Linked DNA regions of Homo sapiens: region 1 is linked to region 2. Evidence: read pairs that join two places in POLR2A ChIA-PET (ENCODE). Cell type or tissue: MCF 10A. All regions are shown on one strand. Region 1 overlaps FAM117B (family with sequence similarity 117 member B). Region 2 overlaps ICA1L (islet cell autoantigen 1 like).

Region 1 (5,000 bases), 56 kb after region 2:
ACTGGCGTGAGATGGTATCACATTGTGGTTTTCATTTGCATTTCTCTGATGATCAGTGATGTTGAGTTTTTCATGTTTTTTTTTTTTTACATGTTTGTTGGCCGTGTAAATGTCTTCTTTTAAGAAGAGTCTGTTCATATCCTTTGTCCATTTTTTGATGGGGTTGCTTTTTTCTTGTAAATTTGTTTAAGTTCCTTGTAAATTCTGGATATTAAACCTCTGTCAGATGGGTAGATTGCAAAAGTTTTCTCCCATTCTGTAGGTTGCCTGTTCACTCTGATGATAGTTTCTTTTGCTGAGCAGAAGCTCTTTAGCTTAATTAGATCCCATTTGTCAATTTTGGCTTTTGTTGCAATTGCTTTTGGTGTTTTTGTCATGAAGTCTTTGCCCATGCCTGTGTCCTGAATGGTATTGCCTAGGTTTTCTTCTAGGGTTTTTATGCTTTTGGGTTTTACATTTAAGTCTTTAATCCATCTTAATTTTTGTATAAGGTATAAGGAAGAGGTCCAGTTTCAGTTTTCTGCATATGGCTAGCCAGTTTTCCTAGCACCATTTACTGAATAGGAGATCCTTTCCTCATTGCTTGTTTTTGTCAGGTTTGTCAAGGATCAGATGGTTGTAGATGTGTGGTGTTATTTCTAAGGTCTCTGTCCTGCTCCGTTGGTCTATATGTCTGCTTTGGTACCAGTACCATGCTGTTTTGGTTACTGTAGCCTTATAGTATAGTTTGAAGTCAGGTAGCATGATGCCTCCAGCTTTGTACTTTTTGCTTAGGATTGTCTTGGCTATATACAGGGTCTTCTTTGATTCCATATGAAATTTAAAATAGTTTTTCTAATTCTGTAAAGAATGTCAATGGTAGTTTGATGGGAATAGCATTGAATCTATAAATTACTTTGGGCAGTATGGCCATTTTCACAATATGACTTATTTATTTAACAGAACCACTTCCAAAATCTATGTAGAGATTTTTAAATTAAAAATGTTTTTATTGTCACAGTATTACTTTTGGAAAGAACTATCTGGTTACATAATTACAGGATATTACTTGTTTCCTGACAAGATATTCAAAATAAAATATGAAACAAGCATTAACAGAGGTATCCGCCAAAGCTAGTAACATCAGTGTGCCAGATAAACATCTTGCAGATTCTTCTGCTGTCTAGCAAAGAAATGTGATTAACCTATCCTTCATTTAGGAAAGTTTCTTTGGAAAACCTCTTTCAGGAAGAGGTGGGCAAGAAGACAAAGGTAACAGACAAAGACAAAGGAAGACAAAGGTAACACTGATTAGAAATGATTCTAATCAATGACCATCAGTTTTATTCCCTGATAATCTTGCTGTCTGATACAGAACTTAGTGTTAAATCTCTATTTCTCCTTTTATTCCTGCTCCCCTTCAGAACTGGAAAAAAAAAAAAAAAAGAAAAAGCATAATAAATACAACAAGAATCCTTGGCAAACACAAGAAATCTGTGATTAAAAAAGGCCAAGGGGAAGCTCCACGCAGAAGTGCTGAGAGAGGATGTCTCCACTGCTCAGTTAGTGTTGGGTCCTCATATGTAACACAGGACACAGAAACCTACCTCATGGCTTTAAAGATGAAATGACAGGAAACCTGGTATGGTGCCTGGCGTCTAAAGCATGAATGCTCAGAAAACAGTAGCTGCAATTTTTATTTTGTATTTTCCCTATTATGTATTTTATTCTTAAAATAATTATCTTTTCACATTTTTTTCAAGTGTCACTTATTTTCTTTCACATATAGTGTCTCCTAATTTTTCCCTTTTTATAAGTCCCTCTGTTCCCACATTCCCCACAGCCTCAAGCTTCTGTATTACTTATTCCCTTTACTTCCATCTCTTCTTTCTGATCCCTTTTCCATTCTCAGCATCCACTACCAAAGGAAAGAAAATTTTAAGTTTGGGTGTTCTATAAGTGTTTTATAGAGAAAATTTATATAATTTTTAAAAATTCAACTTATATTTTTGAGCCACTCTCCATAGCTCAGATCTTTGGTGCACAGATATACAATTGTCAAAACCTATTTTTTTTTTTTTTTTTTTTTTTGAGATGGAGTCTCGGTCTGTCTCCTAGGCTGGAGTGCAGTGGTGCAATCTCAGCTCACTGCAACCACAGCCTCCCGGGTTCAAGTGATTCTTGTGCCTCAGCCTCCCGAGTAGCTGGGATTACAGGCACCCGCGACAACGCCCAGCTAAATTTTTGTATATTTAGTAGAGATGATGAGGTTTCGCAACGTTGGCCTGGCTGGTCTCAAATTCCTGACCTCAGGTGATCCACCACCTGGACCTCCCAAAGTGCTGGGATTACAGGCGTGAGCCACTGTGTCCAGCCTCAAAACTATTTTTTTGAGGAAGATCTTAGCCATATCCATAGATCTATTCTCTTAGTCTAGTTCATTTGATGTGAACACTTGTCCTGGTTAGACCCTTTCAGCTTTCATAAGCGGTGACAACTCTATATACAGTTTAGTGGGTGGCTAAAGCACAATCAATGTCATAAATCAAGTACTGGTCAGACAATAAAACTTTAAGTCACTAACACTCCATAGGTATAAAAACTCAAATTTCTGATGTAACCTGCAGTAGTCAGCTGAGCTATAAACTTCAAGTAACACAGAGTGATCTGTAAAGAATGATGCAATTTTTAGGTGAATTGTAAAATAATTTTGCAAATTTGCAAACAGAAAATTATGGGACTAAAGCTTATCTATATGTCTTCAAGGGTTTAGCCCTTATATTTTTTGATTTTCCCTTTCCTCAAATATAAACATAAATTCTATGTTTATAGAATAAATTCTATAATTTCTCTCTAGAAACCTACACACCTAATTTCTCAACATTTTCTGTTCTACCTACTGGAACAAAAGTTTCATATACGCCAGATATTTCACAAAAGCAGGAAGTGAAAAGAACATTCTTCCTTTGCCCCTTCATGTTTATTCAACCAAAAGCCAATGCATGCGTATAAAACAGACACACACACAGATTTATATTTCACCCAGAAAAAAAGACTATTTCCCCAAAATATCAGAAGCAAGCTACACCTGGGAACAGAGGTGGTATTTTTTTCTTTTGGATTATTTTTCTACAATTAACCTGAGGAGAGAAACTATGTCTTATTAATCTCTTTAGTGCCACTGCCAAGCACAGAGCCTAGAACATATAAGATGCTTGTTCAACAAGGCTGGTATATGGATGTGTGTGTCCCCCCAAAATCATATGTTGAAGCCCTAACTGCCAATGTGGCTGTATTTGGACATGGGGCATCTAAGGCAGTAGTTGAGTTTTGTTTTGTTGTTGTTGTTTGAGACAGGGTCTCACCTTGTTGCCCAGGCTGGAGTGCAGTGGCATGATCTTGGCTCACTACAACCTCTGCCTCCTGGCCTCAGGCGATCCTCCCACCTCAGCCTCCCGAGTAGCTGGGATTACAGGCACATGCCACCATGCCTGGCTAATTTTTGTACTTTTTTGGTAGAGACAGGGTTTTACCATGTTGCCCAGGCTGGCCTCAAACTCCTGGGCTCAAGCAATCAGACAGCCTCAGCCTCTCAAAGTGCTGACATTACAAACATGAGCCACTGTGCCCACTCAGCAGTAAAGTTTAAATTAGGTCATATGGGGGAGGCAGCCCCGGTCCAAGAGGACACCAGAGAGTCACCTCCCATTCCCATGCACACGAAGAGCTCATATAAGCACACAGCAAGAAGGGAGCTGTCTGCAACCCAAGGGGAGAACCCTCAACCAAATACCAACCCTGCTGGCACCTTGATCTTGCACTTAAGAGTCTCCAGAACTGGAAGATAAATTTCTGTTGTGTAAAGTCACGTAGTCTATGCATAATATTTTGTTATGGCTGCCTGAAGAGACTAATACACTCACCTTTAATTTTTTTTATTTCTACAGTTTTCAATAGACTTAAGAACATACTTAAACATAAGCCAGAGATATAGTGATCCAGAGAACTTGAATATGTCCATAAAAAGTCTGCCCTGAGAAACTATTTTTAACTTCATTGTTTACTCTTTTTTTATTTAAATAATTTTAAAAATATAATTAGAGATAGGGTCTCACTATGTTGCCCGGGCTGGTCTCAAACTCCTGGCCTCAAGTGATCCTCCCAGCCTTGACCTCCCAAAGTACAGGGATTACAAGCATGAGTCACTGTGCCTGGACTGCCATTGTTTTCTTTATTGCAAAAGTAAAAAAAATATTCAGTGAAGAAAGAAAATTAAATACATGTCAATCACCAGAGATAACAACTATTAATAATTTTATAAAAACTCTTCTATCTAGTCCTTTTTCTTCTATATACATATACACTTTTAACCAGAAACAGATCGTACCTAGTGTTCTGAACCCAGTGGTTTTTTTTTTTTAACATTATACCAGACCTGTAACCTATCTCTATGCTTTAAAACGTTTAACCAAATCATTTTTATAGTTGCATAATTTTTTTATGAGGGCATTACTTAAGAAATCAATGCTCTATTAAACAAATAGTTTTCAATTTTTCACTATTACAGAACCATACTGTCATGCACATCCTCCTAGACAATTATTTGCACACATATGTAAATACTTCCTTAGAATAAATTCCTGGGGTGAGGAGCTATTTTCCTGGGGGGACATAAAGGATAGTAAAGATTTTTCAGGACTTTGATTCATAATGCCAAACCAAATAGTAAAATATTTTTACTCCTCACATTTTTATCTGCACTCTATGAATATATATGTTTCATGAAACTCTCTAAATTGGATTTATTTTTTCTAAACCTTTGCTAAGTTTCATAAACTACCAGTGCTCTCATTCCTTCAGTTTTTATATTGTAGAATACACAATGAAATACTCATCAGTTATGTATACACATGTACACGCACACACACAACCACATTTTTCTTTATTCATTCAACTGTTGATGGGCACTTAGGTTGATTCCATACAATGGCTACCGAGAGTGGCTACGATAAACATGTGAG
Region 2 (5,000 bases):
TCTTTATCGTTGACCTTTGGGAGTTTGATTACTAAATGCCTTGAGGTAGTCTTCTTTGGGTTAAATCTGCTTGGTATTCTATAACCTTCCTGTACTTGGATAGTGGTATCTTTCTCTAGGTTTGGGAAATTCTCTGTTATTACCCCCTTTGAATAAACTTTCTACCCCATCTCTTTCTCTACCTCCTCTTTAAAGCCAATAACTCTTATATTTGCCCTTCTGAGGCTATCTTCTAGATCCTGTAGGCATGCTTCATTGTTTTTTATTCTTTTTTCGTTTTTGTTTTTTGAGACAGAATTTCAATCTGTCACCCAGACTCGAGTGCAATGGCACAATCTTGGCACACTGCAACCTCTGCCTCCTGGGTTCAAATGATTCTCCTGCCTCAGGCGTCTGCCACCACGCCCAGCTAATTTTTTTTTTTTTGAGATGGAGTTTCACTCTTGTTGCCCAGGCTGGAGTGCAGTGGCACCATCTCGGCTCATGGCAACCTCCGCCTCCCAGGTTCAAACGATTCTCCCCTGCCTCAGCCTCCCGAATAACTGGAATTACAGGCATGCACTACCATGCCAGGTTAATTTTGTATTTTTAGTAGAGACAGGGTTTCTCCATGCTGCCCAGGCTAGTCTTGAACTCCTGACCTCAGGTGATCCACCCGCTTGGCCTCTCGAAGTACTGGGATTACAGGCGTGGGGTACTGCACCTGGCCTATTCTCTTTTCTTTTGTCTCCTCTGACTGCATTTTCAGATAACCGGTCTTCAAACTCACTGATTCTTTCTTCTGCTTGATCAATACTCCTGTTGACTCTGATGCGTTCTTCACTATATCAATTGAATTTTTCAACTCTGGAATTTCTGCTTGATTTTTAAAAGTTATTTTAACCTCTTTGTTAAGTTTACCTGATAGGATTCTGAATTCCTTCTCTGTGTTATCTTGAATTTCGCTGAGCTTCCTCAAAACAGCTATTTTGAATTCTCTCTCTGAAAGGTCACATATCTCTGTCACTTCAGGATTGGTCACTAGTACACTATTTAGTTTGTTTGGTGAGGTCATGCTTTCCTGTATGGTCTTGATGCTTGTGGATGTTTGTTAATGTCTGGGCATTGAAGAGTTACGTATTTATTATAGTCTTTGTAGTCTGGGCTTGTTTGTACCTGTCCTTCTTGGGAAAGTTTTCCAAGTATTCAAAGAACATTGAGTTGTTGTCATCTAAATCTTTGGTCATTGTAGCTGTATCTGCATTGGCAGGGGCACCCCAAGCCCAGTAATGCTGTGGCTCTTGCACAATTGTAGAGATACTGCCGTGGTGGTCTTGGGTAAGATCTGGGAGAATTCCCTGTATTACCCAGGCAGAGACTCTTGTTCTTTTCCCTTACTTCCCCCCAAACACATGGAGTTTCTCCAAAGCCAGCAAAATACTGGGTCTCAGCCTGGGCCTCCTGTTACCACTGCCTGGCTACTGCCAATATTCACTCAAGGCCCAAGGGCTCTACCATCAGCAGGAAACAAATCCAGCCTGGCTTGTGTCGTTCTCTTCAGGGTGGCAAGCTACTCCCCAGCCTAGAGCAGATCCCAGAATGCCATCTGGGAGCCAGGGCCTAGAGTCAGGAACCTTAGGAATCTACTTGGTTCTCGATTCTACACCAGCTGAGCTGGCACCCAAGCTGTAAGACAAAATCCTTCCCACTCTTCCCTCTTTTTTCCTCATGCGGAAGGAGTCTCTCCCTGCAGCAGGTACTGCCTGGCTATCGCTGATACTCACCCAAGGCCCAAAGGCTCTTCAGTCAGCTTGTGGTGAATGCTGCCATTTTTAGGACTCTCCCTTCAAGGTAGTGGGCTCCCCTTTAGCCCAGGGCAGGTCCAGAAATGCCATCCAGAAGCCAAGGGCTAGAACTGACTACCCCAGGTGACTTCTTGGTTCTCTACCCCACTGTGGCCAAGCTGGTGCCCAAGCTGCAATAAAAAGTTCCTTTACTCTTTCCTCTCCTTACCTCAGGCAGAGGAAGTCTCTCCCTGTGGGCACCATAGCTTAGAATGCACTGGGTCACACCTGAAGCCGGCACAGCCCTGGGTCTTACCCAAGTCCCATGGTGAGTACTGCCTGGGTGCTGCTGATGTTTATTCAGGGCCCAGGGTCTCTTAGTCATCAGATGATAAATCCTTCCAGGACTGGGTCCTTCCCTTTAGGGCAGTGCATTCCCTTCTGGCCCTGGGTATGTCTAAAAATGTGATCTGGGAGCTAGGGCTTGGAATGAGGGCCTTGGGACTCTACCTTGTCCCCTATCCTACTGTGGCTGAGCTGGTATCCAAGTTGCAAGACAAAGTCCCCTTTACTCTCCTTTCTCCTCTCCTCAAGCAGAAAGGAGTTTCTCCTGGAGCTGTAAGCTGCACTGCCTGGGATTGGAGGAGGGGTGATGTAAGCACTTCCTTGGCTGGCTGGCTGGCTGGTATCTCACTAGGTCACATGTACCCTAACTCCACTGGCTCCAAGCCCAGCACAACACCAGGGCTTGCCCAGGAATTGCAGTACTTGTGGCCTAGACTGCCTTTCAAGTTTATTTGGAACCCCAGAGTGCTTTAGCTTGCCATGGTGGGGCTTGCTGGAACTCAGATTCTGACCAGTGGGATGGGTGGTTCCCCTCTGGCTGGGGCTGGTCTAACTGCCCCCTCTGTGAGTACTGGCTGAATTCTGCCCCATGTTGCTTTCAGCTGTGGCAGGCAGCACTGAGTTCTAATGCAAAGTCCCACAATCACTGCACTCTCCCTCCCACAAGTACAGATTCTCTCTCCACACCATGTGGCCACTGCCAAGAGATGGTGGAATGGTGGTGTTGGCAATTCAAGACTGTCTTTCCTATCTTCTTCAGTGCCTCTTTCAGTGATACGTAGTTAAAACCAGGTACTGTGATCTCTCACCCGATGTTTGGTTGTTATGAAGGTTCTTTCTTGTATGGATAATTGTTCAATTTGTTGTTCCTGTGGGGTACAGGGGGGAAATGATGGCTGGAGAGTTCTATTAAGCCAGCTTGCCCTGCCTCCTCTCCCCAAAGATAGGTGCTTTTAAACGCAAAAGTCCAGTTTATAGGGTTGCATGATTAAGTTTTGAGTTTTCCCTCATACTGAAATTTGTGTTATCTTTAAAAAATAAATACATGTTATATATACAGTCGACATATATTTGAACCACTGTGGTAAGGAAGAGTACAGGCTTTGAAAACAGAAAAATCTGAGTTTGGATCCTGGCTTTTTAAAACATCATTTATGGCTCTCTCAGTTGTCTCATCTGAAATAGGAGTTATTTATGCCTATCTTACCAGGGACATTAGGGATAGAGGTAATATTGAGAAACTCCATAGCACATAGTAGGTGACCAATAAATAAAAGAAAAAATATTTTCTTTTTTTTACCTTTTCTTCTTTTTTTTTTTTTGAGACAGAGTCTCACTCCTGTCAGCCACGTCGGAGTGCAGTGGTGCAATCATGGCTCACTGCAGCCTTGACTTCCCAGGTTCAGGTGATCCTCCCACCTCAGCCTCCCGAGTAGCTGGGACTATAGGTGTGTGCTACCTCACCCAGCTATTTTTTGTATTTTTTTTGGAGACTGGGTTTCGCCATATTGCCCAGGCTGATCTCAAACTCCTGGGCTCAAAGCAATCCGCCTTCGGAAGGATTTGATAAATTCTTCCAGGACTGGGTCCTTCCCTTTAAGGGCAGCGCATTCCCTTCTGGCCCTGGGTATGTCTAAAAATGTGATCTGGGAGCTAGGGCTTGGAATGAGGGCCTTGGGACTCTACCTTGTCCCCTATCCTACTGTGGCTGAGCTGGTATCCAAGTTGCAAGACAAAGTCCCCTTTACTCTCCTTTCTCCCCTCCTCAAGCGGAAAGGAGTTTCCCCTGGAGCTGTAAGCTGCACTGCCTGGGATTGGAGGAGGGGTGATGTAAGCACTTCCTTGGCTGGCTGGCTGGCTGGAGCTTTCGGCTCAGCCTCCCGAAGTGCTGGGATTACAGGCGTGAGCCACAGTGCCTGGCCGAGGTATTTTCAAGTACACACATAAATAGATCATACGGATAAAAGAAACAATGTAAGAGACCGTTGTAATCATGAACTCGTATACCTAACCTAGCTTCAAAATGTGTTCAAAAGGTTAACTAATTACATTTGCGTATGATCCTATACCCCACAAATACAGAACTTTTTTTTAAGTCACAAAGGAAATATAACGAACATTGCCGTAGTCTCAACATCTATTCATGCTATTATTTTATCTTTTAAATTTTGCCATGTCAGTAGTTATCTCCCCTTTTAAATTTCAGATATTCATTTGTTCCTTCTCCCTTTTTTCTTGATTAATCTTGCCAATGGTTTATTATTATTATTCTTTTAGCAAACCAACTTTTGGCTTTGTTAATCCTCTCTATTGAATATTTTTGGTTTTATAAATTTTAGTTCCTATATTTATTATTTTCTTCTCTTTACTTTGATGTTTTTCTTTCTGGTTTGTTGTTGTTGTTGTTGTCTTGCTTTGTTGCCAAGGTTGGTCTTGAACTCCTGGCCTCAAGTGATCTCCTGCCTCAGCCTGCTCAAGTGCTGGGATTACAGATGTGAGCCACCATGCCCAGCCATCTTTCTTTCTTTCTTTCTTTAAGGCTATATTCCCTCAAAATTTTAATTTTCCTATATCTTACAAGTTTTCTTTTAAAACAGCTTTATCAAGATATACTTTATGTATTATGAAACTCACTCATTTCAAGTGTATAAGTCAGTGATTTTTAATTTATTACTGAGTGGCACTACCATTTCCATTAATCAATTTTAGAACATTTTCATCCCCTCAGTAAGCTCTCTTATGCCCATTTGCAATAATCCCTGTTCCCACCCCTAGCTAACCACTACTGTACTTTTTGTCTGTATGAATTTGTATTTTCTGGACATTTGTAAGTAGAATCATCTAATATGTGGTCTTGTCATGTCTAGCTTCTTTCACTTCATTTAATGCTTT

Evidence for each region. Peaks named below come from ENCODE experiments on the same cell type or tissue, not always from the same donor. Only the 100,000 strongest peaks of a DNase experiment are listed, where the experiment ranks them.
Region 1: POLR2A ChIA-PET joins it to region 2 with 5 read pairs; 7 of 35 experiments call an interaction of 5 or more read pairs at or near these places.

The regions. Positions count from the first base shown.
Region 1 is chr2:202,748,842-202,753,841 of GRCh38, reverse strand. The region is part of intron 4 of FAM117B (family with sequence similarity 117 member B); the gene reads right to left. Among named protein-coding and RNA genes, the nearest start is that of FAM117B, 120 kb to the right of the region's middle. In MCF 10A, no CTCF peak of the experiment used is centred here; no DNase peak of the experiment used is centred here.
Region 2 is chr2:202,805,077-202,810,076 of GRCh38, reverse strand. All of the region lies in intron 9 of ICA1L (islet cell autoantigen 1 like), which reads left to right. Among named protein-coding and RNA genes, the nearest start is that of ICA1L, 64 kb to the left of the region's middle. In MCF 10A, no CTCF peak of the experiment used is centred here; DNase peaks (open chromatin) are centred at 2,116 and 2,476.